Regions from separate parts of the Homo sapiens genome. Here regions 2, 3, 4, 5 and 6 are each linked to region 1. A link is a loop called in an ENCODE intact Hi-C map of the cell type or tissue named here. Cell type or tissue: PC-9. All regions are shown on one strand.

Region 1 (5,000 bases):
TCTTAAGGTTTTTTTCTGATAGCTGAATTTCTAATTAATTGAACTTTTTCAAATGAAAGATTTTTATTTGGCATATAGTGAATTGACAAATAAAAGTTGGCATTATTATTTTTTTCTGAATGTTCTCCATGGAGCAGAATTTATCTGTGAATGTGCCTGAATAAACTCAGTGCTTGCAGCTCTGCAAATGACTCTGCCACTCACATGACAGAGAGTTTCATAGAAATAGCCAAATGTTATATCCATTTAATCCTGCAGATCTGAAACATGGAATATTATTAAGGGTTAGAAAAGAAAAACAATCCTTCCATATGTGTCATAGATGAACCTGGAGGACATTGTTCTAAGTGAACAAGTCAAGCACAGAAACGCAAACACTGCATGTTTCTGTTTATATGAGGCAACCATGTCAAACTCATGGAAGCAAAGATGAGAATGTTTCTTTCCAAGAGCTGGGAGTTGGGGAAAATGCGGAGTTGCTGTCAACAGGTATAAAATTTCAGTTAAGCAGGATGAGGAAGTTTTAGAGATCTTCTGTACAACCTTGTGCCTGTAGACTATGATACTGTTTTGTACACTTAAAAATCTGTTCAGAGGATAGGTCTCATGTTAAATGTCCTTACCAAAAGTTTAAATAAAAAAGAAATACAAGCTGGCAAAGAAGAGAGAAGGAGAAACCAAAGAGAGAATGAGAAGAAGAAAGGAAATATATAAATTCAAAAACTAAGTACACTAAACATAAAACAATTGAAAATAAACATAAAACAATTGAAAAATGAAAATAAATGCAGACCTTAGTGTTATAAATAGCCAAAAAATATTTTTTATTTTAAAATATTCTTTCTTTCTTTATTTATTTTCTTTTTTTATTTTTTAAAATCTGCCATCATCTGCAGATACTTTTCTTTTTCATTTTCTATTTGACGACATAGGGTATCTTATACACAGTAGGTCCCCCAAAAAAGTTTATTGAATAAAAGAATAAAATAAATTAACTAGTGAATAACAATTACTAGTGTTCCTTTTTCTCAAGATATGTTGCATCCGTTACAGGAAGTCTACAGTTCAGAAAATTACCACCCCTTTTTTTTTCTTTTTCTTTTTCTTTCCTTCCTTCCTTCCTTCCTTCCTTCCTTCCTTCCTTCCTTCCTTCCTCTCTCTCTCTCTTTCTTTCTTTCCTTCTTTCGGGCGTCTAGCTCTGTTGTCCAGCCTGGATTGCAATGGCACAATCTCAGCTCACTGCAACCTCCACCTCCTGAGTTCAAACAATTCCCATTCCTCAGCCTCCTGAGTAGCTGGGATTACAGGCACCCACCAGTATGCCTGGCTGATTTATTTTATTTTTAGTAGAGACGTGGTTTCTCCATGTTGGCAGGCTGGTCTCGAACTCCTGGGCTCAAACAATTCACCTGCCTCAGCCTCCCAAAGTGCTGGGATTACAGCTGTGAAGCATCATGGCTGGCCAGAAAATTACACTTTTTTTTTTTGTCTCAATGAAGGATGAATGTATATGCTTGGCCTGGAAGTCACATGTTCCTTGGACTTCTCAGGGAAGAGACTATACTGATTACGTATGAGGCATGAACTTCACAACCTGTTGATGGGGACCTGTAAAGGGGAAAGCAGGTGAAAGGATAGAGCTACAAAGAAGGGGTTAAGGAGAGGTGTTGGCACAACAGGCTTGAGACTTTTATTTTATTTTATTTTATTTTATTTTATTTTATTTTATTTTGTTTTATTTTGAGACAGAGTCTCACTCTGTTGCTCAGGATGGAGTGCAATGGCATGATCTCGGCTCACTGCAACCTCTGCCTCCAGGGTTCAAGCGATTCTCCTGCATCGGCCACCTGAGTAGCTGGGATTACAGGTGTGCACCACCACACCTGGCCAAATTTTTATATTTTTAGTAGAGATAGGGTTTCACCGATTTTCCCAGGCTGGTCTCGAACTCCTGAGCTCAGGAGATTTGCCCACCTCGGCCTCCCAAAGTGCTAGGGTCACAGGTGTGAGCCACTGCACCCAGTCTTCAGCCAGTTATTAAGTATGAGACCCCGGACAGCTGATTTCCTTCAGATACATAAACAGGTAAAATAATACTTATCCTGCATAATTTATGTGAATATTAAAGCAGATCACATGTAGAAGCAGCAGAAAGTGCCTGGGAAAAGCCTATCAGCTCTCCAGGGCCTGAACCCTTCTGGCTGACAGCATGTCTCTCACGGTCACTTCCTGAGTGGGGGCAGGAATGTTTCTGGAGCTTCCTGCGGGAACTGGCCTTTGCGAGTTTCTCTCCCTGCAGGCCACCACTGCCCCTTGCACCCTTTGGCAGGTCCCAGGCTCAGCTGCTCCATGCATCTGTCCCGCACAGCCCTGAAACTAAAGGTTTGGTGGGTGGAGAGCAGGCCCCACATGCCCACATCACACCTTACTTTCCTCTACCTGCCCTGTCCCTGCCCTGACACTGATTCCCAGCCCTTGTGGCTGAAGCTCCTTCACCATCCACTGCCCAAGCAGACACAGGGACACTCTACTCTTTGGTGCAAACTGAGGCCTCCAGCACCTCTACTCTTCTCTGGTAGTGGGGAGTTTGTGTTTAACTCTGGATCCACTCTGAATCAAACCACTCCCCTGAAGCCAGCAGGCAGCCAAGCATAGGCTTCAGCTCCTCTCTTGGCCACCTTCCCACCCCTCTCCAGGGTTCCCTGCAGCATTGTGGAGCCACAGCGTCACCAAGTGGCCAACATTCCACAGTCTCATGGATTCACACCTGACCTGATGAGTTCAAGATTGTCCAAATCAGGAACAAAGATGCCCCACTCCCACCCTTGCAACCCTCATCCTCACACCCTCTATGCTTTCCCCAAAAGGCCAATTTAGGGTTGATCTTCAAATTCACCCTGGGCCAAGTGAGGCAAAAGGACACATGAACCAATCTTTTTATTACAAAATAAACCGTTGTTGCACTTAGAGAGCAGCCAAAATTACACAGACCCTTAATTAAACAGTGTGAGGATGTCAAGCCCACCTAGCCCAGAAACACTGCATTGTTCCCTGGCTCCCTTTGCTTAATCAGGCCCAATCTTTTCCTATTTTGTATTTAAATTAATATCAGTAAATTTTACATCATGTGTTTTATAAGAGAGGATTTCCTGATTTTCTTTTTTTTTTTTTTGAGACGGAGCTTCGCTCTATCACGCAGGCTGGAGTGCAGTGGTGCGATCTCGGCTCAGTGCAACCTCCACCTCCCAGGTTCAAGTGATTCTCCTGCCACAGCCTCCCGAGTAGCTGGGATTACAGGGGTGCACCACCACGCCTAGCTAAATTTTTGTATTTTTGGCAGAGATGGGGTTTCACCATGTTGGCCAGGCTGGTCTCAAACTCCTGACCTCGTGATCCACCTCCCTCAGCCTCCTAAAGTGCTGGGATTACAGGCATGAGCCACTGCACCCGGCCCCATTTTTTGAGTTTACAAATTTATTTCTGAATTTGTAAAATTTTAAAATAAACAACCCTATCAGCTATAACTTAGGCCGATTCAGTGGCTGTGACATTTCCCATCACTCCCTGGGGTTAGGAAAGTGCCTATGAACTCCACCAGTGATCCAGTGATGCTTAGTAAATGCCACCCACAGAAACTATTTGCATCTCCACAAGAAAACATACTCACACTCACAAGCACATGCACACAACGTGTTTTAATTGGCAAGGCTGATGAGGTTCAATTACTGAGCACAGCTACTTTTTCTTTCAGTGTTTTAAGTTGATTTCTGAGAAGGACCATTGTTGATGTTTCCAGTCTCACCAAATATCTAAAGATGTGGTCATGGAAAGTGTGGTTATGATGACAAATATTTTTCAGCAAGATTGTGAGACTGGATAAATGTCACTAAGATGTAATGATTTTCTTTTTTCTCAGAAGAACATTTGCAAATTCTGACTTTAAACACAGTTCGGGTACTTTAGAGAACAAGTCATCAATTATGACTGTGAAGACAGAATTGTTTAGGATATTGCAGAATTTGTGTAGAAAACTGAGCCTATCCCTAAAGACTCTCCAGTATGTTTCATGTAGTAGAAGTCTCTTGTAAAGAGGAGATAGTAATTCATGTATTCCAGGGGTCTATGTAAGTGGACTTGAATTGATTCATGTTATAAACATCAGGCAGTTCCAATTATATTCTTGGTTTGGCCTGTGGAGTGAAGAGAGTGATATCATAGAGTGCCAGAGAATGCTGGGATGAGAAGTGAAGAGGAAGACAGGTGGGAGGGAGCCCGTCCTTGGCAGATGAGCAGTGTCTGGCCCTGTCGTGGGAAAATAAATGTCCTTCTGGGCCATGGAAACAGTGAGTGCAAACGCAGAGGATGTGAAAGGCTGCTGAGTTTTACAAAATCTTCGGAAACCGTTTGGTCACAGAAGGTAATCAGATCTGGATGACGAGTGTTAGAAAGCATTCCTAGGAAAGCAGAATTTATCTTGGGGAGAAGCGCAGAGCATTTTCTCCTTCAAAACCAAGGGCAATCTGACATTCTCTGTATTTTGGGAAGTACCTGACTTCCCTGAGGAGTTAAGATCAGGGCCAGAGTCCAGAAAGAAGACATCAGGACCAACTTCAGGGTTCTTACAGGAGACAAGCGGCTGTTTGGTGTTTTTCCCAACTGAGACTGGCCTCAACGTGATGCCAGTTGCTATCAGTCCTTTCTTTATATTTTCTAGGTGTCGAAAACTTTTGGAGTGGGGAGAAGAACGTTCGTGGTGCACAGAACACGACTTTTCATCATTTTCTGCTCTATTACTATTTTCAGTCATCTTTGATCAGGTTCTCTTTTCTTGACTTTTCCCAAATCTCAGTTTCTTCTTCCTCAAGTATATAAAGCAAACTCCTGTGACTCTACCTTCTTCACTATGCCATTTTCAACAATCTTGACCCCAAAATAAAATTCCCTGCCCTGAATAAAGAAGACCCAAGCTATGAAATCACAAAAACTTCCTCTATCCCGGT
Region 2 (5,000 bases), 200 kb before region 1:
TCTGAGACCCTCCCACTTTTCAGCCTTCCAGTGGTTTATAACCACCAATTCCCTGTATTAACTCCTATTCTCCTTGGAATTCCTAGAGGATTCTGTTTCCTTGACTGAACCCTGTGATGTATTAGAAATGCCCCTTGTCACTATATGTCTATATTAGGACATATTGTGGCCCCATTCTATATGGAACTAAAACAGGACAAATATTCTCTGGCTGGAAGTTATATGTCCTGGAGGTTGGCAGGCCATAAGCCATAGTAACCACATTCCATAATATGTGACCTTCTTCTACTGCTTGGCTAGTCTTGAGATGGAAGAATAGTGCTCTGCTGTAGCTCATTGACCAAGGCCCAGGAAACACTATAGAATTTTAGAAATTTTATTTTGGAGGCATGGAGTCGTAGGTTTGGATCCTGCCTTTGATCCTTGGAAATATGAAATACTGGAGAAGTTCATGAGCCACAGCTTCCTATCTATAAAATGGTACACTGAAATCTTCTACATGTATAAAGTGGATATGCTAATGTCTATCTTTGCATTAAAACACATAAACTCAGGAGGATCATTTGAGGAGTTTGAGACTAATCTGGACAACATGACAAGGCCTCATCTCTACAAAAATAAAAATTAAAAAAAATTAGCCAGGCAAGGGGACACATCACCTTGTAGGAACTGAGGAACTGGGGACACACCTTGTAGTGATGTGTCCCTGTAGTCATAGCTACTCAGGCCGCTGAGGCAGGAGGATTGCTTGAACCCACGCGCTCAAGGTTGCAATGAGCCATGATCACAGCACCACTGCACTTCAGCCTGGGTGACAGAGTGAGACCCTGTCTCAAAAAAGAAAAAAAAAAAAAACCCGCAATGTGTACTGCTATGATTTGACTGTGTTCCTAAATAATTTATATATTGAAAACTTGGTTCCCAATGCAGCAGCGTTGAGAGGTAGGACCTTTGGAAGGTGACTGGATCTTAAGGACTCTGCCCTCATAAAGGTTAATCCATTCATGGATTAATGGGTTATAGAAGGAATTAGTTAGTTATGAGGTTGGGTCTGTTATAAAAGCCAGTTTGACCATCTTTCATGAGCCCCCTCATATGTAATGCCCTATGCCACCTGGGGACTCTGCAGAGTCCTCACCAGCAAGAAGGTCCTCACTAGATGTGGGTCCTTGACCTTGGACTTCCCAGCCTCCAGAGCTGTAAGAAACAAATTTCATTTCTTTATAAAATACCCAGTCTCAGGTATTCTGTATGGCAACAGGAAACACACTAAAACATATACCCCTATGTTGGCACAGAGTAGAAGCTCCCGCCACTTGCTAGGAATTAAAAAGTACTGGCTAAGATGTGAGAACTTCCAGTGGGTCTGGAGCCCACAAGTGCAGGAGCTCTCACTGAGCTCAGCAGGGCAGGGGAAAATGTTAGAAAAGAATAGAAGCATCTCTGGGGCTTGGCTAAAGTTGTGTGGCAGCCCCCACCTCCTTCTCCCTATTACATCCTCAAGTGAGATAGGAGGGTTTGGGTACAGAAAGCCAGTAATTCTCCAGGGCTGTGCCTAAGCTGCTGGCACAGAAGTACAGGGCTGAGTCCCCCAGCTCCAAGGAGCTCATGTTCAGTTCAGAATGATAGTCACTGAACTGTTGAGCTGAGAATCGATCAGGGATGCTTCCTTTATCGCTCTGCATCTTTTCATAAAACGAAATGAGGAACTGGGGGTCCTGACCTGGACCCTGCTGGTACCAGTAGACAGTGTCGTGTCTAGGGATAGGATAGCATTTCAGAGTGGCTGTTTCCCTCTTTTCTTTGATCAGATGTCTTGGGGACTGGATGACTCCAGCAGCCACTGAACCTGTGGAGGAAGGAGACAGAAGCTGAAGACTCAGCTCGGGAGAGTTTGACACTTCAGCAACAATTGAACACTGTGGATACAGGGATGTCCCACCTGTACTCAGGACTCACCTGCTCCCAGGAGACAAAGCATGACACGGCAGAGGAGCCTGGTGTTCCAGGCAGAGTCAGGCAGGTCAGGACTAAGCATCTCCCTGCTCAGGTTGCTGGTCTCCTGGGGTGAGAAAGCAGGGCTTTTGCTCCTCCTCACCGTTTTTGGAGGTTTTTACTGTGATGTCACTGTTCTGATGTCATCGTCCTGTAGGCTCCCATAGGCACCCTGTACTCCAGGACTAGCTCAGCTAACTCAGGCTTTCCCCCATCCTGTCCAGCTTCCTGCAGAGCAGGGGAAGCTAGCTGTGCTGAGCGAGAGGGGGCAGGCTTCCGGGCAGACAGCCATCCGCACAGCTTCTGAGATTTTCATCTGAGGCAGATGCTCCTTTATCTCCACCTGGCTTGGGTTATCCAGGCTGCCCTGCTGAAACCCTCATCACACTCCCCATCAAACCTAGGTTGCTAGAGAGGCCACACAAGGCTTCAGTTCATGGCTTCCTGTCATGACAAATACATGTTGCATATCAGTTGATCTGATAAGACTATGATTAACTCTTCCTGTGCCAGCAGTACCTCTGGTTCATCTGGTAATATCCCTGATACAGAGACGAAATCAAGACTGTCTCCCTTAACCCTCTCTCTCTCAGACAGCGCTATCAGTGACCCACTCAGTGGATCCACAGTGCCCCCAAGTGGCCAGTGTGTAGTCACTATGAGGAAGCTCTAAGGACCCTGACTAGGGAGACTGGGTGCTTCCTAAATTAGACCCTCAGGATCTCTCAGGACACAGCACAGCTCTTGCTGATTTCAGGTTTACCTGCCTCAAACTCAAATTTTGCACAGGTTGGTGAGGGAGACATAAAGCAAATGTCTTTTTAAACAAGAAAGAAAAATTTTTCATTTTAATTTAAATTTTAAATTTCATCAAATAATGGTGTAGGAAGGGAGATATCAGCCAGTCATTAAATGCCAGCTGCCATAGGAATGGGGTGAGACCTGGGCAAAGCATTCCCTTTAACCAAAGATAATTCCTGGAGGCAGCTGACAGTGACATGCTATCAGTGAAACAATCATCTAAGCTGGAGAAATAAACACATTAGTCTCATGAAAAGAAACTGCCTACTTATATATCTTTTTTTTTTAATTCTCTAGTCAACTTTTTGTTTTTAGTGAATTGCCTTCTTTATGATTGATGTGTAGGAATTCTTTATAATATGAATCCAGCCCTTTCTCAGATATACATTTATTTTTTCGTAATGTATTTTGAAGAACTTTTTGGGATTTGCATAAAGAACAATTTGCTTTTTTTATGGTTAGAACATTCTTTTGTCCTTAAGAAATCTTTGCCTACCCCATGATCATGAAGAGAGCTTGCTATGTTTTCTTCCAGAAGCTTTCAGTTTCTAGTTTTTCGATTATCTGGGATTTTTTTGTGTCTCTTACTAAATTTTGTTTATGGGAAGGGTCAGCAGTTTTCCTGTAAAGGGTGAAATAATAAATTTTTTAGTTTTGTGCATCATGCAGTATTTGTCTCGACTACTCAATTCTGTCATTGTAGTGCAAAAGCAACCATTGACAATATATACACGAATGACTGTGGCCATGATCCAATAGAACTTCATTTATGTTTACTGAAATTTGAATATCTTAGATTTTTATATGTAACAAAATACTTTTTACTTTTTTTCAATCATTTAAAAGTGTAAAATTTTTGTTAGTTTCTGGGCTGTATGAAAACAGACAAAGGCCAAATTTGGCCCGGAGGCCATAGTTTGCCCACATCTGGTTATGGAGTGAGATAAGGCTAGAGATTCATTATTTTTCCATATTATCCCATTTTTCTAGAACCATTTGCTGAAAAGGCTATTTTATCCTCTTTTTGCTGTTTTTAGTATTTGATCTGGGAATTACATATGCATCTTTGACTTATCAGTTTGCTTGCAAAAATATTCTATTTAACCATAGGATGTCATAAATGTCCTTTTTTAGGTGAAGAAAATTTCTTGTTACTCTTGAGTTTGATAACAGTTTTCTTCAAGAAAGGATATGGAATTTTATCAAATGCTTAAGTTATCTATAGATATGATCATATACTTTTCATATTTTTCATACAGATAAGGTAAATGACATAGTCTGTTTTTTGAATGTCAGACCAACAATGCATTACTGAGATAAACCCTACTTGACCATGTTGTACTATCCCTCTTACATATTGTCAGATTCTCTAGGCTGTAATGGTAAAAGGATCATTGAATCTGTGTTCCTGAGAGATATTAGTCAGCAGCTTTCTTGGAATCTCTTAGTCTCGTTTTGGTATCAGAGTAGTTCTGGCCTCAGAATGAATAGAAAATTATCCCCTGTTCTTCAGTTTCCCCTCAGTCCTGCTTTGGCAGCATCATACCAACTTTGATATATTTTTATATTTGTTCAGTTTAAAATAATTTCTTTTCTGTTGAACATTCTCAAACATTTTATGCATATATAGCAATTTCCTTGAAATAAATTCATTAAATAAAAAACACTCTGGGTCAAGGAGTGTTAGCAGTATTAACTCTTTTGATGTATGCTGCTAAATTACTCATCAAAAACGGTTTTACAATTTACTCTCCCCCCAAAAAAGAAAGATTTGGGCCAGGCGTGGTGGCTTATGCCTGTAACCCCAGCACTTTGGGAGGCCGAGGCAGGTGGATCACCTGAGGTCAGGAGTTCGAGACCAGGCTGCCCAACATGATGAAACCCCGTCACTGCTAAAAATATAAAAACTAGCTGAGCATGGTGGTGGGCACCTGTAATCCTAGCTATTTGGGAGGCTGAGGCAGGAGAATTGCTTGAACCCAGGAGACGGAGGTTGCAGTGAGCCAACACCATGCCACTGCACCCCAGCCTCAGTGACAGATTGAGACTCCGTCTTAAAAAAAAAATAAAAAAGAAAGGTCTTACTTATCTTCATTCTCACCAGTATTTGGTCAAAAAGAAAAAAAAAATGACCAAAATATACTATTAAAATAATTGTAAATTATCTTTTATCTTTTGATTTATTTTTTGCTTTATGAGTTATT
Region 3 (5,000 bases), 140 kb before region 1:
CTTTTACCTTCAGTGCTGTAGGGTACACAGACTCTACTGCCCCCTGGCGTCTGATCCGAAGACAACGCCAGATGGTTCTAGACTTCACCTCCCTCAAACTCCAGTGACCCCTCTATCAGTTCTACACAGAGGCAAGCCAACTGTCCTCCATCTGGCTCCACCATTTATTAGCTCTGAGACCATGGGCAATGCCATTCATTAACCTTCCTGGACTCTAGCCACATCTAGACTCGTCTATAAAACAAGACGCACATTCCTCTCCATGCTTTATGAGGATGAACTGAGATACTGTGTAGGCTCTGGTAGGTTCGATAAACATCTATCCTTTTATCTCTCCCTGTCTCCTCATGCAGGAGAAACTGATAAAGCTCTCACACCTGCTAGGATTATGAGTGATGGAAAAGCTGCATTCATCAACTGGGTGCTGGGGTGAGGAGAACTTGGAAGCATAAAGAGGTCATTCAGTCACTTTAGAAAAGATTTGGCAGAATTTAGGACTCAGACAATAGAGCATGAATGTACCTGTCTACCCTCATTATGCAATATGAAGCAGCTAATAGGAGCAAGTTAGATCTATATCGACCAATCTGGAACAATAAGACCAGGGTATATTAACAGAAAAGAGTATGCATGTGGCCAGTAAAGTGTACAGGTGAACCCAATTTCTGTAGGTGTACTTGGGTAGAAAGGTGTGCATGAACACAGAAAAGAGGGGTGAAAAGAAGCACACCACAGTGTTTGTATTTGTTACAAATGGAAGATGGGATTGGACATACGTAGACCTGTGTTGTCAATGCTGTCTGCAAATATACAATTTCAAATGAACTTTCCTTCCTGAGAGCAATTGAGAAAGAGGACTTCTGAGGCCAGAGCTGCAGGAGGGGCCTGGAAGAGAGGCTGCATCTACTCACATCATGGTGATGTGCGTTCCTTTGTCCAGCTGAGACTGGCCTGGCAGAGAAGCTCAACACAAGGCAGAGTTTCATATGCACAGAGCTGCTCCGAGCTCTGAAGGCCCCAGCCTGGGCAGTGTTGGGGAGACTCCTATGGGACAATGTTTTCCACTGCCCAGATCACGATCTCGTAAAGACAAGGCCACCTATATCTTCCACTGAACTTTGTGTGCAGAGGAAGGTGGCTGTGGGGTAAAGCCTGGTGCAAGAGGGCACAGAGGTCTGGGAGAGACTGTCTGACACCAAGGCCACATATTTGGCTTTGAGAGGAAGTCAAAGACATTCAGGGATTTCTCTGTAGTGTGGGCTGGGACAGATCAGCTGTGCACCAGCTTCGGCTCCTATTAACATCTGCACCTGTATTCATGGATGGCAGTCTCAGGCATCTCCATGTCACTTCGCGTCCTGCCTTTGTTCTCTGGTATCTTGGGATCAGGTTGTTCCAGCATCTGTGAAGTCTATGATAGAAGGAAGTTGAGTGACCAAGGAGGGACCCCAATAATGCAGACCTGATGTAAAGGCTTAGGCTAGGATGTGGTGAGCCAAGGAAAAGTCTTTAAAGATCTCACCTGCCCCCAGGAGGCAAAAGGCCACACCACTGAGGAGTCTGGTGGCCAGAGCAGGGCCAGGGAAAAATGTGCAGATTGTTGGGAGTTTTTTCACTTTGTGTGTTGGGGACATAATTCCTGGATGTCAGTAGAGTCACTGGTGATGCCACTGCCCCTGCCAGCCAGTGACTCTGCCCTCTGCCTGCAATTCCGCCCTCTACCTGCTGCAACCTTCAACCTAGAGTCAAGTCATAAACCTTCACCCATGTGGTCTCTGCTCCTGGCTGTCCCTCTTCTAACAACAACAGCTTGATAAAGTTCGTGATCATTTACCCTCCAGCTACCTCTCCACCGTCAGCGCAGGGTGTCCATTTTGGGATCTTTTTGACAGGCTGTTGCTTCTTCACTGAACATATGTGCTTCCCTCCCATTCCTAGGTCTCTATGTTATTTCTGACGTGAGATATATTTCAGGTACATTTCTTCTTAATGGAGAAAAGCCAAACTTAAATTTTACTAGAATAAATTAAGAAAAATATGTTTAGACATTTATATGAGAAAGAAGTTTTTGTCTACACACAAACAAAATTGTTTTTCATTTTTGTGGCATTAAATTAAACTCTTGTACATCAAAAAACACCATAAAAATGAAAATGTAAGCTACAGACATGGGAAAGATAAAGGGAATGCATATAAATGATTTTTTAAAAAGTGTGAAATTTAACATTCCTCAAAATTGCTAATTAGGAGGCCATAGTAATAACCCCCTGAAGACATCTGAGCCTCTGCTGCGGCCCTGCTGGTCACTAGAGGGCAGTGTGAGGGCTCTGGTTTACTGAACAGGATACAGAAGGTGGTGATGAAACAGGGGGGTAGGTGGAAAATGGATGGACTAGTTTGTTTCCCACTTCTGATCCTTACAAGCCAGGAGACACCGGGGAAAATGACTCAATGTCCCTGAGCCTCCCATCTGTAAAGGAAGGATGAGAATGTTTGATTTGCAAGGTTGTGGAAAAGCTTTAAGATATGTAACATATACAAAAATCTAGCACACACCAAGCGCTCAGCAGTCACTCTTATACTGAAGTTACCCAGGAAGGGACAAGCTGCAAGAAGATGCAGCACAGAAGCAGGCACACTCAGGGCACAGGAAACCTGGGCTCTATTGGTTGGGAAAGGTCTGCCCTCAGTAGGACACAAGACATGCCTTCCAAGCAACTAAAAGCTTCCCTTGAAGGAGTGAAACCTGGGTGGGGCCTGCAGCTCTCAAGTCAAAGTTACGGCAGGAAGTTTATATACAGAATGTCAGTGATTCTGCCGGGCTGTGCCAAGCTGCTGGCACAGAGATACAGGGCCGAGTCCCCCAGCAACAAGGCGTTCACATTCAGCTCAGAGCTATAGTTAGGGAACTGGCGAGCTGAGAATCGATCAGGGAAGTTTCCTCTTCCTCTCTCTTCTTTCTCATAATACTGAAAGATAAACTGGGGCCCCTGACCCAGGACCTGTTGGTACCAGGACACACTCTTGTGCCCAGAGATAGGAGAGCATCTCAGAGTCACTTGCTGTCCTCTCGTTTTGATCAGGTGTGTGGGACTTTGGGTGACTCCAGCGTCCACTGGGCCTGTGGGAAAAGCAGATGGAGGATGAGCTCAGGAGACAGCCTGGAGGTCTTCTCCATGGTAAAGTGGAGGACACGGGTGGAAAAGCTGAGAATGGGGCTGCTGTCCTGTGCCCAGGACTCACCTGCTCCCAGGAGACAAAGCAGCACCCAGCAGAGGAGCCCAGGGCCCATGGCACAGTGGGGCAGGCAGCACTGCACCTGATTCAGGGCTTGGTCCTCCTGGGGAAGAACCCAGTGAGTTCTGAGCCTTGATTTTCCTGATGGGAGGGGTATCCTGTGATGTCACTGTCCTGTGTCCTCCCCATGCAGCCTTCCTTAAGTCTAGCGCACTACGGACCCTGGACTCAACCTGTCCTGCAGAGCTGGAGGAATGTGTGAAGGCAGAAGCTTCTGTGGTGATACAGTTGCTCCTCTACCTACACTGCCCCAGCTCACAGGCAGCCCCACCACCCTATCACCCTTCTCCCACCTAGTGCTGTGGTACTCCATCCTGGAGCTCACACACCTGCCCATCAGGGGAGGATGAGGAGCCTGTGATTAAACCTCAAGTTGCAGTTCTTCCTTGCTGTCCTCACATCATCTTTCTGATGCTAGATTCACACCATGTTTCTTATCATATTTTCCTGTCTCAGGCAACATTCCCAACCCATTTCCTGAGTGGCCAGCGGTGCAGAGTCCCCAAGATTTAGTCCATCTGATCAGAATCAAAGCAGACCTGTGTTGTCTGTAAATTATCAAGAGTTCAGATTCCCCAGAAATAATTCTAGGGCCTTCTCAGCTCATAGCACAGACCTAGCCAGCTTGGGACTCAGCACCCTCAAGGTCATCCTATACGTAGTGCTCTGGACAGTTTATGTTATTCCCTTCAGATCCACCCTGCCTTCAGAAGCTGACCCCAGTGTATTATGTTAACTGGCTCCTCTTTTCTCTAACTCCAGAGCGAGTTTGTCTTATTGGAGACAGGACAGCAGAGGTAGGTAGTGTCACCATCTGTGCTGGTTTGCAAAATCTATTCCCTTGGCTCCTTTCTTGCTGGGTTAAATTTCCTGGTGCCTGAAAGTAGTCCACAATAGCCTGAATGCTTAGCTGCTTAGATATTTCCTTCAGTAGATATCCTAGCTAATAGCTCATAATATTTTTATTCCAGAAAGTCCTAGAACAGGACACAATTTTTCCAAGGTTTTTGCTACCTACAACAAGGATAGCATTTACTTTGATTTCCGATATCTTGTTCCTCATTTCCCCCTGAGCCTTCACCAGAATTACCCTTAATGATCTATTTCAGCAATCTAGGCTTTTGCTTGTCTGCTTCTCCGAATTCTTCCAACCTCTATCCATTACCCATTTGCCATTAACCAAAGCTGTTTCTACATTTTCAGGTCCTTGTTGTAGCAACAGCGCCACTCTCAGCACCATGTTTTCTTTCAATTTCTTTCCTACTGCTGTAGAGAAATACCACAGACTGGGTAATTTATAAAGACAAGGGATTTATTTGGCTTATAGATCTGGAGACCGGGAAGTCCAAGATCAAAGGGCCATAACTGCTGAGGGCCTCCTGCTATTATCCAAGGCAGAAAGAAGGGGAAGCAAGCACCCAAGACAGAGAAAGTGGCTGAATTCATACTTTTTATCAGAAGACCATTCCCAAGACAACTTATTCACTCCCACAATAGGGCGTTGATCTGTTTCTGAGGGCAGATCCCTGATGACCTAGTGATAACTGTCCCACCTCCCAATACCATTACATTGACAAATTTCAACATGAGATTTTGTGGGGACACGCAAGCATAGCACACACATCTACACTGTGAGTCAGTATTTCCACTCTTAAGTCTATACCTAAAAGAAAATAAAAAAAAAAGAATCCATATATCCACAA
Region 4 (5,000 bases), 880 kb before region 1:
TTGTAGTCATATCTTTATTAAAAGTAGGAAAAGGAAGATAGACTGAGGGGGTCATATGTTCCTCCTGTGTTCCTCATAGAACCCTCCTGTGTGCATATTTGGCAAAAGATGTAATTTAAGAAAACAGTGTAGGTGCCATTATGAAACAAACCACTGGAAGAAGAAAGAAGAGGGCCATGGAAGAGACATGTGATCAAAACCTAAGGAGCTGAAGAGAGAATTGTAATGTCAACAAGGTTTGTCTTGGTTGTTTAAGAAATAAGAAGTCATAAATAAAAAATCTGCCTGGGACATCAAATTCTTCACAGATAGCAAGTTGTAAAAGAGAATCTACTGAATGTAGCGGAAATTGTGTGTCCTGAAAAGATACAAGCACGTGCAAATGTAAATGTAACTAGAAATACTGTTGCTCAATGCAATGGAAATGTGACTAAGAAATGAAAAGAAAAATCATGTGAAAAAATTTTTAAATGGTGGCATTTGCTATTGCAGTTGGTGAAGATACATATTTAGTAATATTTAGATGTAGTAATGAGCTCTATTAACCACCATGGGGGTTAAGAATTTTTATATGACTGAAAAATATTTTGGACAGTGTGCTCATGACAGACACAACCTTAGGAAATGATTAAGAAAATAATTTTTTTGTGTGTATAGAGGAAACTTTCAAACAATTTAATGCAGAAGACTTGTGTGCCTATAGGATGATATTCCTGGGATGAGCAGTGTTTATATCAGACTTGCAATAAAACTTAAACTCTAGGTGGCAAGTTATATAAAGACACAGGCTTTACATCTACTTGCTTGCATTATTTAGCAGGAATTGCTTTCTGCGAGAAGCTAAAAATTGAAGATGTCCCGAACACAGCGTTCATACTGTGAGCTGGATCTCCTTGTAGGGCTTCAGGCACAGAGTGTTGGATGCACTGTGTGATGAATTGGACACGTAGCATGGCAGTCTGCTCATGACACAGAGGGTGGGTGGCTTAGTCATGGCTGAAAGCAAAGCAGCATTGTTGAACAGTTAAGAGAAATGAACTTATTCACATCATTGGAGGGAAAAAAGCTTTGCTTATGTTAAGCAGCGAAGATTGTTATCATATAATTGACCTTTGGGGTAGACAAACACTTTGAATATTTCCCCGCAAAGGCATCCACAAAGCAGTTATAAAATGTAGAATAGAGTCTGCTGCCAAGGGTGTTAAAAAAAGAAAAAAAAATGTTTTAGGAAGGCATATCTGGCATCGTTACTAAGTCCTCTTTTCTGTGGTTGGAATTAGTTTCTAGAAATACAACTGATGGCCTGAAACCTGTGATAAAAATTGTGATACACTGAAAACTGATTCCTCAAAATGGCTTATTGATTTCAGACTTTGTGAAGATAACCTCCCATTGTTCAATGCACCTTGTCAATTCCTACTTATAGTGTGAAAAATGACTCATGGTGTGATATAGGATTGGACATTTTGTACAGTGACACTGGAATGCCAGGCTTCTACAAATATCTTCACAGTTGTGCAAAGACTCATATTTTAAAATATCTACGTTTTTGAACAGCTCTCTCCCAGTATTAAACTAATTAGGACTAATTATCACTTCTAGTTAATGGGTCCCAGTCAAGGCTGAATTCTGTTTTCATTATACAACTTAACACAGGTTTAACAAGGACATATTGGTACTGAAGAAAAAGTGAGCAAATTGTAAAATAAAATACTAGAAATGAAATATTTATATTTTATCTTTTTTTCAATTCTGAATTTAAGATACAATCTTCAATATCACATATATATTCATACACATACACATTATCTGGTATGGTTGCAGTCTTAGTTTAGAAAAATAAACACAGTGATTATTTTCCTGACAGTTGGTTTGTTTTGTCATACGGCTGCCATGTTCGCCCGTACACCTTGACGTCTCTGGCTTCTGCAGACCCTGGAGTTTTGAATGAGCTCTTCCAGGCCTAGGTCTTACTTAGGAATGGATTATGTGTTAGCAGTAAAGCTTATTAACAGTTTTCACCACAAGATGGAGCCTTATGAATGCCTCTCGGAAAAGGGAGCAATTCCTTAATTCGCCCACTAGTGGGCAGGCATGCTCTTTCTAAATAGGAAACTTCTGGGGAAACCTTTCAAAACCTATTTGAGACAATTGACTGAGAGTTTTACCTCCTCTCTTCTAAGGAGGTCTCTGATTCTTTGTACTTATGATCAGTTATTTCAGACAGTTTTCAAGAGAAAATTTATATTGTCTCTTAATCAAGCCTCTTTAAAAAAAAATATATTTTAGTGAAAGGGTCTTGCTATGTGGCCCAAGCTGGAGTGCAGTGGCTATTCACAGATGCATTCACGGTGCATCACTACAGCATCGAACTCTTGGCCTCAAGTGATCCTCTGGCCTCAGTTTCCTGAGGAGCTGAGATTATAGGCATGTGCCACTCTCCCCAACCACATATACTTTTAATTAACAGATTGGTCAGTATATTTTTGCAAGATAAATTGCAAATGAAAACTATAGTCCTTAAGTAGACTAACTTTAATTGATTACAGATGCTATTTCTAAAGAATCCAAAACATGCTGGGCGAAGTGGCTTACTCTTGGAACCCCAGAGTAATTTCAAGGCAGGAGAGGAGGCCAAGACAGGAGGATTCCTTGAGGCCAGGAGTTTGAGACCAGCTGGGCATCATAGTGAGACCTCATCTGTTAAAAAAAAACATTAGCCAGATATGATGGTGAATATCTATAGTCCCAGCTACTTGTGAGACTGAGGTGGGAGGATTGCTTGAGGTGGGAGGTTGAGGCTACAGTGAGCTGTGATCACGCCACTGCACTCCAGCCTGGGCAACAGAGGGAAACCCTGTCTCAAAAACAAAAACAAAAACAATCCAAAACATTAGAATGATATAATGCTACTGCTGCCAGTGACCTGCAAGATGGCTTAGCACAGGAGCTCCCCATATAGGGGTGAGTAAACGAAGTCCTTCAGAAGTGAGGGGAATTGACCAAAGCCATACACCTACTGAGGTATTATTGGACTATCAAGCAGAGGGTCTCAGAAAGTCCCTTCACACTTGCATTTGGATTTTCATTAAAATTCTCTGCTGGATTTTTTTTTCTGCCAATGAGGTAATTTCTTGCCTAATTAGGTTCTTCTCATCCAACCCAGGAAATGGCTATAAAATCTCATTTAGGCAATGTTCAACAATCTTTTTGCCCTAAATGAAGTAATTACCTGCGCTTGGGTATAGACACATACAGTGGCCATTAATTTTCAACAAAACTGGAGCCCTTTTTATTCATTCAACAAATATTTATTAAGTGCCCACGATGTCCCTGGGGATAAATAGTAGATAAGACAGGTTCCTGTCTTAAGAAGATGTACATTTGAATTTGTATGTGTGTTTGCAGGGGGTAGGAGGAAGGGGAGATATATGGTTTGGCTGTGTCCTCACCCAAATCTCATCTTGAATTCCCATGAGTTGTGGAAGGGACCTGGTGGGAGATAATCGAATCATGGGGGGAGGTCTTCCCTGTGCTGTTCTCCTGTTAGTGAATAAGTCTCACAAGATCTGATCATTTTATAAAGAGGAGTTCCCCTGCATGAGCGCTCTCTCTTTGCCTGCCACCATCCATGTAAGACGTGACTTGCTCCGCCTTGCCTTCCTCCATGATTGTGAGGCCTCCCCAGCCATGTGGAACTTTAAGTCCATTAAACCTCTTTTTCTTCCCAGTCTTGGGTATGTCTTTATCAGCAACATGAAAACAGACTAATACAGGGAGTAAGGGAGTTTGGGAAGGGTAGACAATAAACAAATAAATAATATAATTTCAGATGGTGATAAGTGTCATAAAGACAATAAGGTATTGATTTTCACAAGGGTGCCAAAACTATCTGGAGGAAGGAAAACTCTTAAAAAATGGTAGTGAAACAACTGAATATCCACATGCAAAAGAATGAAGTTAGACCTCCATCTTACACCATATACAAAAAGTAACTCAAAATGGATCAAAGATGTAAATATAAGAGAACATAAGTGTAAATCTTTGTGACCTTGGATTAGGCCATGGTTTCTCAGATATGAGACCTAAAGTACAAGCAATGAAAGAAAAGTAAATATAATAAATTGGGCTTCATAAAAATTCAAAAGTTTTGTGCTTCAAAGGGCCCTATCAAGAAACTGAAAGACAACCCACATTCTGGGAGAAAATATTTGCAAAATCATATATCTGATAAGGGCCTAGTATTCAGAATATATAAAGAACTCTTACAAGCAAACAGTAAAAGAAAACTCAATTAAAAAAATGGGCAAAGGGAATGCTGCTAAGAGATGCCAAGAAGAATCTGAACTGACAGGCCTGGCTGGGTTCTTCCTTTCAGTCTATGAGCATTTGATCTTACTCTTTTTGTCCAATCATGTTTCCATACTTTGCTGAACCATGTTAATGTTTATAAACATGGGCAGTTTCCCCTGGATCTCTGAGTCTTCATTCTGAAGACGGCTGTGTCACATGAGCTGTGATAAAATAACTTTGTTATGCTCTTCTATTTGAAAAATAATGGAAGCAATGGACACTGAGACTCCAAAAGCAGGGAGGGGGAAGGGAGGCAAGGGTTGAAAAACTATCTATTGTGTGTTCACTATTTGGGTGATGAGTTCACTAGAAGCCTAAACCCTAACATTATGCAATATACCTATGTACCAAACCTGCATATGGACCCCTCTGAATTTATAATTTAAAAAAGTGACTGTTCCCTTCTTCTGCCTCTGAATAAACTTCTACCATAATGTTCCCCTCCCCCGCAGAATGGGCAAAGGGCCAGGCATGGTGGCTGACGCCTGTAATTCCTAGTATTGTGGGAGGCTGAGGCGGGAAGATTGCTTGAGCCCAAGAGTGCGAGACCAGCCAACATAACAAAACCCCATCTCTACTAGAAATGAAAAAAAAAGAAAAATAGCCGGGTGCAGTGGCACATGCCTGTAGTCCCAGCTACTCAAGAG
Region 5 (5,000 bases), 120 kb before region 1:
TCCGATAGCTTGTCCCTCATTTCCCCCTGACACTGCACCAGAATTGCCCTTAATGCTCTGTTTTCAGGAGTCTAGGCTTTTGCTAGTCTGCTCCTCCCAATTCTTTCAACCTCTATCCATTAGCCACTTCCCATTAACCAAAGCTGCTTCTACATTTTCAGGTATTATAACAACAGCCTCATGGTGCCATATTTTCTTTCAATTTCTTTCCTACTGCTATAGAGAAATACCACGGACTGGGCAATGTATAAAGACAAGAGGTTTATTTGGCTTATAGATGTGGAGACTGGGAAGTCCAGGATCAAAGGGCCACAGCTGGTGAGGTCCTCCTGCTGTTATCCAAGGCAGAAGGAAGGGGAAGCAAGCACTTAAGACAGAGAAAACAGCTGAATTCATCCTTTTTATTGGAAGACCATTCCCAGGAAAACTAAGTCACTCGCCCAATAAGGGCATTGATTTCTTTCTGAGGGCAGATCCCTTATGACCTAGTCATAGCTGTCCCACCTCCCAATACCATTCCACTGACAAATTTCAACATGAGCTTTTGTGGGGACACGCAAGCATAGCACACACATCTACACTATGAGTCAGTATTTCCACTCTTAAGTGTAGGTTTTAAAAGAAGAAAAAAGAATGCATATGTCCAAAAGAAAGATTTCCACAAGAATGTTCACAACAACTTTATTCATAATAGTTGAAGACAGGAATAACATGGATATCCATCAACAAGAGAATGCACAAAAAATTTGTGGTATATTTATGCAATGGAATATTAGTCATAAGAAAGAATGACCTACTGATACAACAATATGAATACACTTCAGAAATACTAATTTTGGAGAAAAATAACTAATAAAATATGATTCCATTTATATGAAGCTGAAGAATAGACAAAGCTAGTCAATGGTGATAAAAACAGAAAAGTTTTTATCTCTGGGATAGAAATTGATTGGAAAGGAGCATGAGGACACTTTCTTGAGTGATGGAAATTTTTTTTATAATCATTTCAGTTACTGTTGCACTGGTGTATGCAATTGTCAAAATGTACCAGGATGTTTTTGTATTAATACTTGTGTTTTACTCTCAATTATACCTTAATAAAAAGTGTTACTAAAAATTAAACAGCTAAACTGCATAAAAGATGGCAGTCATTTACAAATGTATGCTTGTATTCTGTACAGCCCAATTTAAAAATGCATCACACAAAAAGAAGAAAAGACAGGAACACACGTATCTGTGTAAGATATGGAGAATGTGAGAAGTGGTCAGTGACTGAAATAGGCAACATTGAAATTTGGCATCAAATTAAGCTCAACGGATGAGTGGGCTGAAAAACAAGTGAGGATCAATATCAAGGAATGCTTTAGAAAAACAAAAACTTTCTAAAAATATCTTCATATACTGTTGAAATCATTCTGAGAACCATGAGCTGCTATACATTTTATAACTTGGGAAATTGGGCATTCATCAGTCTCACAATTGAACGTTTCTTTTCTTTCTGGCTTTCAACAGATTGGCCAATTGGTGAATTGATTTTTTTGCCCAGCAAGCAGCTTTCTCCCTCTTTGTGAGTGGGGTCCTGGGAGACCCGGCAGTCCCCCTTTGGCAGCCTCACAGAGGGGAGTTGGGCACAGCACAGACACACGGGGTTCCCTGCACGTGGGGTTTGCACTCCCTGTGAAGCCTAGCTATGGACCTCCCAGTCCTGCAGTTAATGGATCCCAACTAAAGAAACCTTGCCTCTAGGTATTCGCTTTACCTGTTAGTGCTAAGGAGGGATACAGGCTGGAGAAAAATAAAATGTTTGCTCAATATTATTCTGTAATATTTTACAAGAAAATCAATTGAGGAGGTCATGGATTTTCATCCAAGCCAAAGTCAAGATAATAGCTGAATTCCTTCCTTAATCTACCCTGAGAGGACTCAAACACTGCTCGATGCCCACAAATACTTAGTAGAGACTTATTTATAGTCTCCTTTTGATAATTCTACTCGTTGATTATCTTCAGGTCTAACGGCACTGTTTGGTGCATCTACTAATATTTTCCTTCTGTAGTTTGTTTACTTAGGTGTTTTAGAAATTGTTGTCAATATTTTTGGCCCTCCAGAGAACACGTGCTTGGTATCCAATGGAATCTAAGCCAAGGTGATGTTATCAGTACGACTTATAAACTTGTAGAATCCCTGATCACTCAAGGAGGTTAAAGCTGTTGCCTGGAGAGACATGCAGGGAAGATGAAGTGCAGCAGAGATGGACTGGACTCAGGGCACAGCCGGCCCCTTTCTTTCGCCTTTTCCTCTGAGGCAGTTGCTCCTCTGTCTGCACCTGCTCTGACACCAAAGCTGCCCAGCCAACATTCTTCAACTGTAGATGTCATTAAAGATTAGAGGGACTTCCCGCCTCTTGCATAGCTGTAGGTAGCCTAGCAATAACTGAAAACTGCTGCAACATCTGCATAATATGGGATCCAAGCCCGAATTTTTCTTAACCCTTTCCCTCCTAGGCTGCTCTCCCAGACTGCCCAGAGTACTTTAGTTCCCAGTGGACCACAGTGCCATCTTGTGGCCAATAAGTGAAGTTTCATCATTGTTTCTTCTGCAATGGCCCAAGGACTGCTGAGAAATGTCTACAGAGCGAGCTGCCAGAATATTCCAGAAGTGCCATCCCGCAGGTTTTATGAGCAGCTTCCCTAAACCCTCATCCCAACACTACTTCTAACCCTGACTATTGCTTTGAGTTACCAATCTTAATATCCCACCCTCATTCTGAATAACTCTTATCACATAGCTCCAGTTATAGTCTAACTTTTTCTCCCTTAAAACTACCATCTAAAGAAAGAGGAACAGAAGGAGAGGAATGAAAGGAAACAATATTTGGTTTTAAATAGTAAGAAAACACAGACGTTGAGGTATAAAGAGATTATTTAATCTGAATGACTAAGGATAAACAAAAATGCCCTCCAAAAATGACAGTGTTACCCCAAAAGCATAGATAAGCAAAAGATGAAGTTAAAAATGTCTATTAATAAAAAGTAAAATTGAAATATATAAAGGAGACCTCTTACAAGGAAATAAGCAATGGTGGAGGGAGCAATACCTAATGCACAAAATAAGGATGAACATAAGTAAGACCAGCAAAGGTGCTGCTACAGGAAATGATCAGCTTGTACAATGCACATCCACTGATCTGAGCAGCAAAGAGGGAAGAGATGATTATGAAAGAGGCAGAGGAGCAGCGGGAGATGAGGACACGCTGGTGCAAAATACTATCATAAGGAAGAAAATCAGCCAGGGGACTGTGGAATGTATGACTTTTCTTTCTCCTGTCTCCTGTGACAGCTGAAGTGGACCATTTTCATTTCCAATGATTTGCTCCTGCACCCTGAGTTAGATGCCCCTGGGATTTGCTGCTCCGCAGGTTCCCATGGATGAACTCCCTCTCCCTCCTTGTTGAGTATGGTCTGAAGGAGAGGTCATCTCTCCCTCCCCTTCAATCCCACAGTACTGGGGATTGGCACAGACTTCTCAATTGGCATTGACCTCTCTCATGGCAGGCTCACATGCCCCCTAACTGTGCCTTTTCATTTCCACTAGACTGAAAGTTAGATGTGGGCAATGGAACTTAACACCTTTATCATAGGATGCATAAGTAACTGCTTTCAAAATTATTGCTGTTTCTTTCACTGCCTTGGGTTACAGCTGAACAGGAAAAAAAGGCACAATTTCTTAATGTGACTTAACCACAAAAACCTTACCAAGTGCAAAAACAATATAACTACCAAGGGATTGCTCTCCTAAGTGGTGAGATGGCAAAATAAAACAAAAAACAAAGAAAATATTATCAAATACTTTAATGGAGACCCAGAATCCCAGTCCCTCTTATACAAACATCATTGCATAGCCTCCCTCTAACCAAGAGACAGATAGAACCATTCCTGTGCCCTGCACCTGGCAGGAAAGCCCTGCTGGAGCCTGTGGGGAGCTGGCGAGGATGAGCCTTGGTGATTCTGCCCCAGAGCAGGGATTCTCAGGGAGCTCCGGACACCTTCCAGGGACTGAGATGGAGAGTGGCCATACTCCGTCTTGGAAAGGAGAATACTGAGGGCCTCTGACCCTCAGTATTCTGACCCTTCTGACCTCTCAGCCTAAAGTAAAAGCAGAGTCATTCCTGACTGGTGTGGAGGTGCTTAGTCTCCAAAGCAAAATTGTCCTTTTTACAGGGTCTCTCGTTGCCACAGAAGAATAGTTGCTACTTGGCCATCTCTGTTGCCAATGACTCCAGCATCTGAATATTCTATGCGAGGAAAGATAATTTGTAAATAATGAACTGGTTCAGTGATACCTTTAGTTACATTCAAAATAGTTGTCATGTTCCAGACTGGCATGCTTGCAGGAGACACAGAATTACAGAGCAAGAGAATCTGGAGGTTGAATAGAAATAGGAACAATCGAGGCCCCCTTAGGTGATGGCTTCTAAGAACAAAAGTAGAGGGGAGGTGAATTCTGAGCCCTTTTGGCCCCACAAGAAATGGCATAACAGGGACATCAGAAAATACCCCAGGGATGTGCTGATAAACTGGGTGTCTGTGAAGGTGGGGGCATGTCTGGTAGCATTTCCTAATTTCGGTTGTACCAGCATACCCACCATGGTAGATTTCAAGTGGCCAACATGGCTTCACTGCTTGGGAGCTGGGAAGAGTAATATGCCTATTTGGTTCTTCTGACTCATACAAGCTGGCTCCAGCACATCCCTAGACTCAAGAGCAAAGCTTTCAAAGTTCTTCAGTGCTTCCTACTCAACACACAAAAAATGAGGCCGCAGCAAGTATAGCACACCTCATTGTTTTCATGATAGGATCAGAGTGTGTGATCCTGGGTCTTGGAATGGACAAAGGGATGTTTGTGCAGAGAAAGGATTTCTGAGTCCTTTGAAGCTGCCAAGATCACAAAGCAAATAGCTATGCTGGTTGGTTGTGGAGCTGCTACATTTGACTTGAAGT
Region 6 (5,000 bases), 670 kb before region 1:
TTTGCAGAAAGCTCGAGACCCAGGCCATGTTAAGAGAGAAGAGGCCCAGATCAAAAATGTTGCAGCAGTGATTTTTGGGCCTTTCTAGAAAGAAAGGTGGTATTATGGTGAGTAATGCTTCTAGAATGTTGTGTGTGATGGGGGGAGCGAGAGTATAAGCTGTATGCGTAGACCATGCGGCGTTACGAGTTGAAATATACAAGTAAACACTTCTAAAGTCAGCGTGCAAAATTAAGGTGTTAGAAGAAGTTTCAGATGAAAAAAATAATTAGAAAGAATGACTTGTCTAATGATGTAAATGGGCCAGTGTCTTATTTATATGGATTATATTTATATTTTTTTCCCTTGAGCTAAAATAAATGTATGATGTGTTGATATAAATTTGAGTGGGAAATTGGAGAGATGGGGAAGATGGAGAGACATGTGAGTAGATATCAAGGTAACTGAAGACCATTCAATGTGTGGAGGGACAGAGACAGATGGAAGGAGACTTGGGGACTGAGTAAGGAAGAAAGGACTATACATTAGAAAGGATGATTCAGCTTAGAGCAGAACTGGAGACGACTTGAGGCCGTGAAAGGAAGATTCACAAAGTCAGGGCTGGGGAACAAGGAACAGAGGCAGGGGCTGGTGGAGCTAGGGAGAGTTCATGCATGCAAATTCCGGGGGACACTAGCTCAGCTGGCTGACACTAGGGCAGAAAAGCTGGGGTCCAGTAGGCAAGGATGGGAGAGACTCTAAATACCACAGAAACAGCAAAGCTGCTTAGGAGTGAAACTTAGCTTTTAGCAATAATGACTACCATTACTGACAACATACTTCCAGCCGTCATGATGAAGACATTGCATACATTATTGCTTTTTTTAAAAAATTGTATTAAATTTAGGAGATAATTTTGTTAAATGCATAGATTGCATAGTAGTTAGGGCTTTTAGGGTATCCATCTCTCAAGTAATGTTTATTGTACCTATTAAGTAATTTCCCATCATCCATCCTTCTTTTCCTCCCCACTCTTCTGAGTTTTCATTGTCTATTATTCCACACTCTGTGAGCACATCATTTAACTCCCAATTATAAATGAGAACATGCAGTATTTGTCTTTCTGTGTCTTGGTTGTTTCACTTAAGATAATGACCTCCAGTTTCATCCATCACACACATTATTTATAATACAATAGCCTTGCTAAGAAAAGGTTATTATCTCCACTTTACAGGTGAAGAGCGTGAGGGCCACAGAGGTTAAGAAACATCTTGAAAGTGACAGAAATTGTATTTCAACTTGGTTCTAGCTGATGCCAAAGAGCTACCCTGAGGTTTCCCAGCCACTATTGTGAGGTGCTCACAAACCACTGCCAATGCGCTGACTAAATAATACTGGCTACATTCAAGCGTATGCAGCTGATGCTCTTACAAAGAAAATGCCCACCCATTGAAGAGTATTGCTGATTTTGCAATTTTTGTATTGCATGAATTTTCTCAACGAAGGGATAAAAAGGATCCATTTAATAACTTTTAGCGTCAAGTGGGGGATTCTCACAATTTGTTAGGGGAATTCTGCCGCTGAAGGAGTTTGGTAGCCACCGTGTGCTGCCTTTCCCAAGCCAGCCATGTTCTGCAGCCTGTGTAATCTCCAGGCCAATAGCATGCACAAAGTACTCAGTTCAAGGACCTCGACCGTGTGCAAAAGGCATTGTGCACTGCCTGCAGATGTGTGACTATGAGGCGCTCAGAGGAACACACTGCAGAACGAATGAGGTGAAGGAGAGACTAATGGGCTGAGCCTGGGGTATTAAACTGGATCTATATGAGAGGAAGCCACCGTCTTCCGTGGATGCTGCTAATTACAGCGACGAGATTATATGAAATGATTTTTGCTTGAGATAGTTTCTGCTATCATTGTATTTTTCTCATTTTCCAAGTTAATTAATTTTTATTAACAGTTTGTTGTTACCGCCTACCTTCCAAAGAATCAGGACCCAGAGAGGCCACGATGCCAAGTGTCAGAGGCGTGTGCGGTCTCAGAGGTGTGGATTCAGCTCCACCTGGTGGCAGCTCTACGTAGTGCAGCGGAGGTACCGGGGCGCTCAGGCCTCCGACTGCAAAGCCTGTTCCCCGGAGGATGAAGGGAGAAAGGGGGCAGAGCCTGTGCTTATTGCCAGAGTGAGGGGGAGAGTAAAAAACACAAAAGATCGAAAATATCGGGGACAATTTTTTGAAAACTTGAAACAAAAATAAGAGACATTCTGAAGCAAATCAAATTTTAAAAAATGGTTTGAGGGAGACCCACGAACCAAGACACTCACTGAGAATAATAGCAGAATGATTTCCATGAATAGGGAAACACAATTTAACTATTTTTTTTTTTTGAGACGAAGTTTCGCTCTCGTTGCTCAGGCTGGAGTGCAGTGGCGCGATCTTGGCTCACTGCAACCTCCGCCTCCCGGGTTTAAGCTATTCTCCTGCCTCCGACTTCTGAGTAGCTGGGATTACAGGCAACTGCCAATAGGCCCTGTTAATTTTTTTTATTTTAGTAGAGATGGGGTTTCGCCATGTTGGCCAGGCTGGTCTCGAACTCCTGACCTCAGGTCATCCACCCGCCTCGGCCTCCCAAAGTGCTGGGATTACTGGCGTGAGCCACCGCTCCTGGCCAATTTAACTAATTTTTAAAAGTTTGATAGAACTATGATCTTAAGAAGAAAGGTTAATTGAAAGGGATTCAATGCTGTGTTGATTCCCTCCAGAAGAGCCTGGGGCAGAGGTTGGTGAAATGGTTAAAACTGTAAACCCATGTTGCTATGTCTGGGAAAATCCTGTTCTCAGGTACGCATTTAACTGGGATGTTACCAACACATTTACTGTCTCCTTGGGGATTACAGAAGGCACACATTATACTGTTTTTACTGAATATATTGAATGCTACCAATAATATAACCAGTCCATGGAGCACATGCCATGAAGTAGGTCTGTCAGAGAGATATTACCTGCCTTGTCCTCACCAAACCATGTAAATTAAATACTCTGTCCCACGTTAAGGATAAGGAAAACAGGGATTCAGAGATGTCAGGTAACTTGCCCGAGTTCTCCTAACTACACAAACGCCAAGAGGAGATTCAAATTCAGGTCCCTAATTCCAGATCCTGTTCTTTCAATTCTATCATGGTGCTTTTCTTTGAACCACATGCATTTGAAATTTGATTTTAAAGTTGGTTTTAAATTGATTTGTCAAATTATTAATAAATTCATATGGCATAAAGTTCAAAAAGTACACAAGTATAGGACCACGTGAAAACAAATAACATGAAAAGCAATCTCTTTCCCAGCCATCCAATCTCACTTCCCCGTGGCAGCTGTGTTTTCAGAGCCTTGTATATCTTTCCAGGGTATGTGACCATGTGTAGGATTAAGAAATGTCAGCATCAAAATGATTGAGTCTCCAACATTATATAAAATTTTATTTGTATAACTAAGGCAAAAAGTCACAATAAGAGGTTAATTGACTTGAACATCAAAATTAAAACAACTTAGCTTGCTCCAACAGAAATTTAAATTCAGTCAAAAGCTAAGCACAGAGGAGTTTCAAAATAAAATGAGTTAATTCACCATTCAGTCTTTTGAATAGTTTTGAGTTGCTACTAATGGAAGGCTTCAAAACGATTGGTTAAATTTTCTCCAAAACTTTATGCACATTTCCAAAACCCTGTTAGAAAGCTCCGAATTATCCAGCCTGTCTTCCTTTCCTTTATTTTATCAAAACTGTTGTTCTGATATCCAGTTCTATTTCTTGGTTATTAGATTGACCATTAGCCAACCAAGTGAATGTTGGCTAGAGATACTCATCAAGACTCTGGGCCAAAATGTCAGTTTGGATTTTATTTCTGGTTACATTATGGGCAAACTAGATGGTCATTTCTCTAACAAACATCTTGAAGTCTTAAAAATGCTCCCAAACTCTTTCCCCCACACGTTGTTTTGTCAGTATGAGTCCAGTTTTCACATGCAAAGTGAATCAGATCTATCACACGCAGTTTTAAGTACATTTTTGCAAGAGGTCCCATTTTTAGCCAAGTCACAGCTGAGCTTTACTTTCAGCTAATTAGTACTTGTTCTTAAATTGGGCAGTTCCAACCCAAGCTAGGAGATGAGATGCAATTTACTTCCTCTCTACTCTCCTAAAATTAACTGAGCTGTAAAATGTGAGTGTTCCCTTGTTTTTCCCTGGGTTTGGTTCCATCATAAGGAATTCAACAGAACTCAGAATATTTCAACAAGTCTTGCTGTTCTAATTTGAACAGTAATAGAGTACTTCCTTTCAAAACCTCAGCTCTTTGGTTGCCAAGCAACCATTAATTTATTGTAACTAACTAGTTTTAAAATTATATGTGATGTTGAAATGCAACAATATGCTTTTCATGCTCCTGAACGTACACAGCATTGGCCAGATCCGAAAGAATATGGCAGTCTTGAAGTATCAAAAACGATCACGAGCAATGCTTTTTGAGATCAAGAGAAGAAGAAATCTGTCTGTTCCCTGTATGAGCTCCTTAAGAGTGGCCTTAGGGAATACAGGAATCTGTAAGGGTTATAAGGGTTACACAATTTGACGTCCACAAAATTAGAGAAGCCCCAGGCACTGGAAGATCCTTGTCCCTAAAGAGGAGTGACATGAACTAGGAATAAGATATAGGGTTCCCTTAAAGGGCCCTGACAATACTTCAATTCACTTCATTGGCAGAACCTTTTCATTCATCCTGTATTATGTAAGGACGTTTTAAGGTGTGTGTAGTCGATTTATTAAATGTGCTAAATTCAATGGGATAGAAATAGGACAAAACCTTATTTTTCCCTCTCTCTTTGCCTCCAACAGGCTCCATCAGATCTCCCTGTCCTTCCCCTGTCACATTTAGGGCAGATCCTGTAATTTTCCTTGCTTTGCTTAAAAATGCCTTCATAGTGTTCATGAAGACCCATTATCAGGTGTTAAACTGTGCTTTTCAATCTATA

The links. Peaks named below come from ENCODE experiments on the same cell type or tissue, not always from the same donor. Only the 100,000 strongest peaks of a DNase experiment are listed, where the experiment ranks them.
Region 2: a loop joins it to region 1, with 6 times the contacts of the local background. A loop is called at or near these places in 2 of 110 quality-filtered maps.
Region 3: a loop joins it to region 1, with 2.3 times the contacts of the local background. A loop is called at or near these places in 3 of 110 quality-filtered maps.
Region 4: a loop joins it to region 1, with 15 times the contacts of the local background. A loop is called at or near these places in 6 of 110 quality-filtered maps.
Region 5: it touches region 1 in a loop (9-fold over the local background); 2 of 110 quality-filtered maps call a loop at or near these places.
Region 6: it touches region 1 in a loop (7-fold over the local background); 4 of 110 quality-filtered maps call a loop at or near these places.

Annotation. Positions count from the first base shown.
Region 1 is chr7:142,336,535-142,341,534 of GRCh38, reverse strand. LOC105375539 (a long non-coding RNA gene) reads left to right here and starts at 4,816. Exons shown (of 2, transcript XR_928061.3): 1 at 4,816-5,000. It also overlaps TRB. In PC-9, a CTCF peak has its summit at 2,746 (motif pointing left); a DNase peak (open chromatin) is centred at 2,684.
Region 2 is chr7:142,532,847-142,537,846 of GRCh38, reverse strand. It overlaps TRB and TRBV13. Among named protein-coding and RNA genes, the nearest start is that of MIR11400, 61 kb to the right of the region's middle. In PC-9, CTCF peaks have their summits at 2,427 and 2,632 (motif pointing left); a DNase peak (open chromatin) is centred at 2,586.
Region 3 is chr7:142,480,847-142,485,846 of GRCh38, reverse strand. It overlaps TRB and TRBV5-5. Among named protein-coding and RNA genes, the nearest start is that of MIR11400, 8.8 kb to the right of the region's middle. In PC-9, CTCF peaks have their summits at 2,063 and 2,266 (motif pointing right); a DNase peak (open chromatin) is centred at 2,316.
Region 4 is chr7:143,212,317-143,217,316 of GRCh38, reverse strand. No RefSeq gene overlaps it. Among named protein-coding and RNA genes, the nearest start is that of TAS2R40, 7.2 kb to the left of the region's middle. In PC-9, CTCF peaks have their summits at 1,853 and 2,059 (motif pointing right); a DNase peak (open chromatin) is centred at 2,066.
Region 5 is chr7:142,457,215-142,462,214 of GRCh38, reverse strand. It overlaps LOC107986855 (a long non-coding RNA gene), which reads left to right. Exons shown (of 2, transcript XR_001745394.2): 2 at 223-1,122. It also overlaps TRB. Among named protein-coding and RNA genes, the nearest start is that of MIR11400, 15 kb to the left of the region's middle. In PC-9, a CTCF peak has its summit at 2,548 (motif pointing left); a DNase peak (open chromatin) is centred at 2,414; H3K27ac peaks cover 505 bases.
Region 6 is chr7:143,005,146-143,010,145 of GRCh38, reverse strand. No RefSeq gene overlaps it. Among named protein-coding and RNA genes, the nearest start is that of OR9A2, 19 kb to the left of the region's middle. In PC-9, CTCF peaks have their summits at 1,848 and 2,054 (motif pointing left); a DNase peak (open chromatin) is centred at 2,015.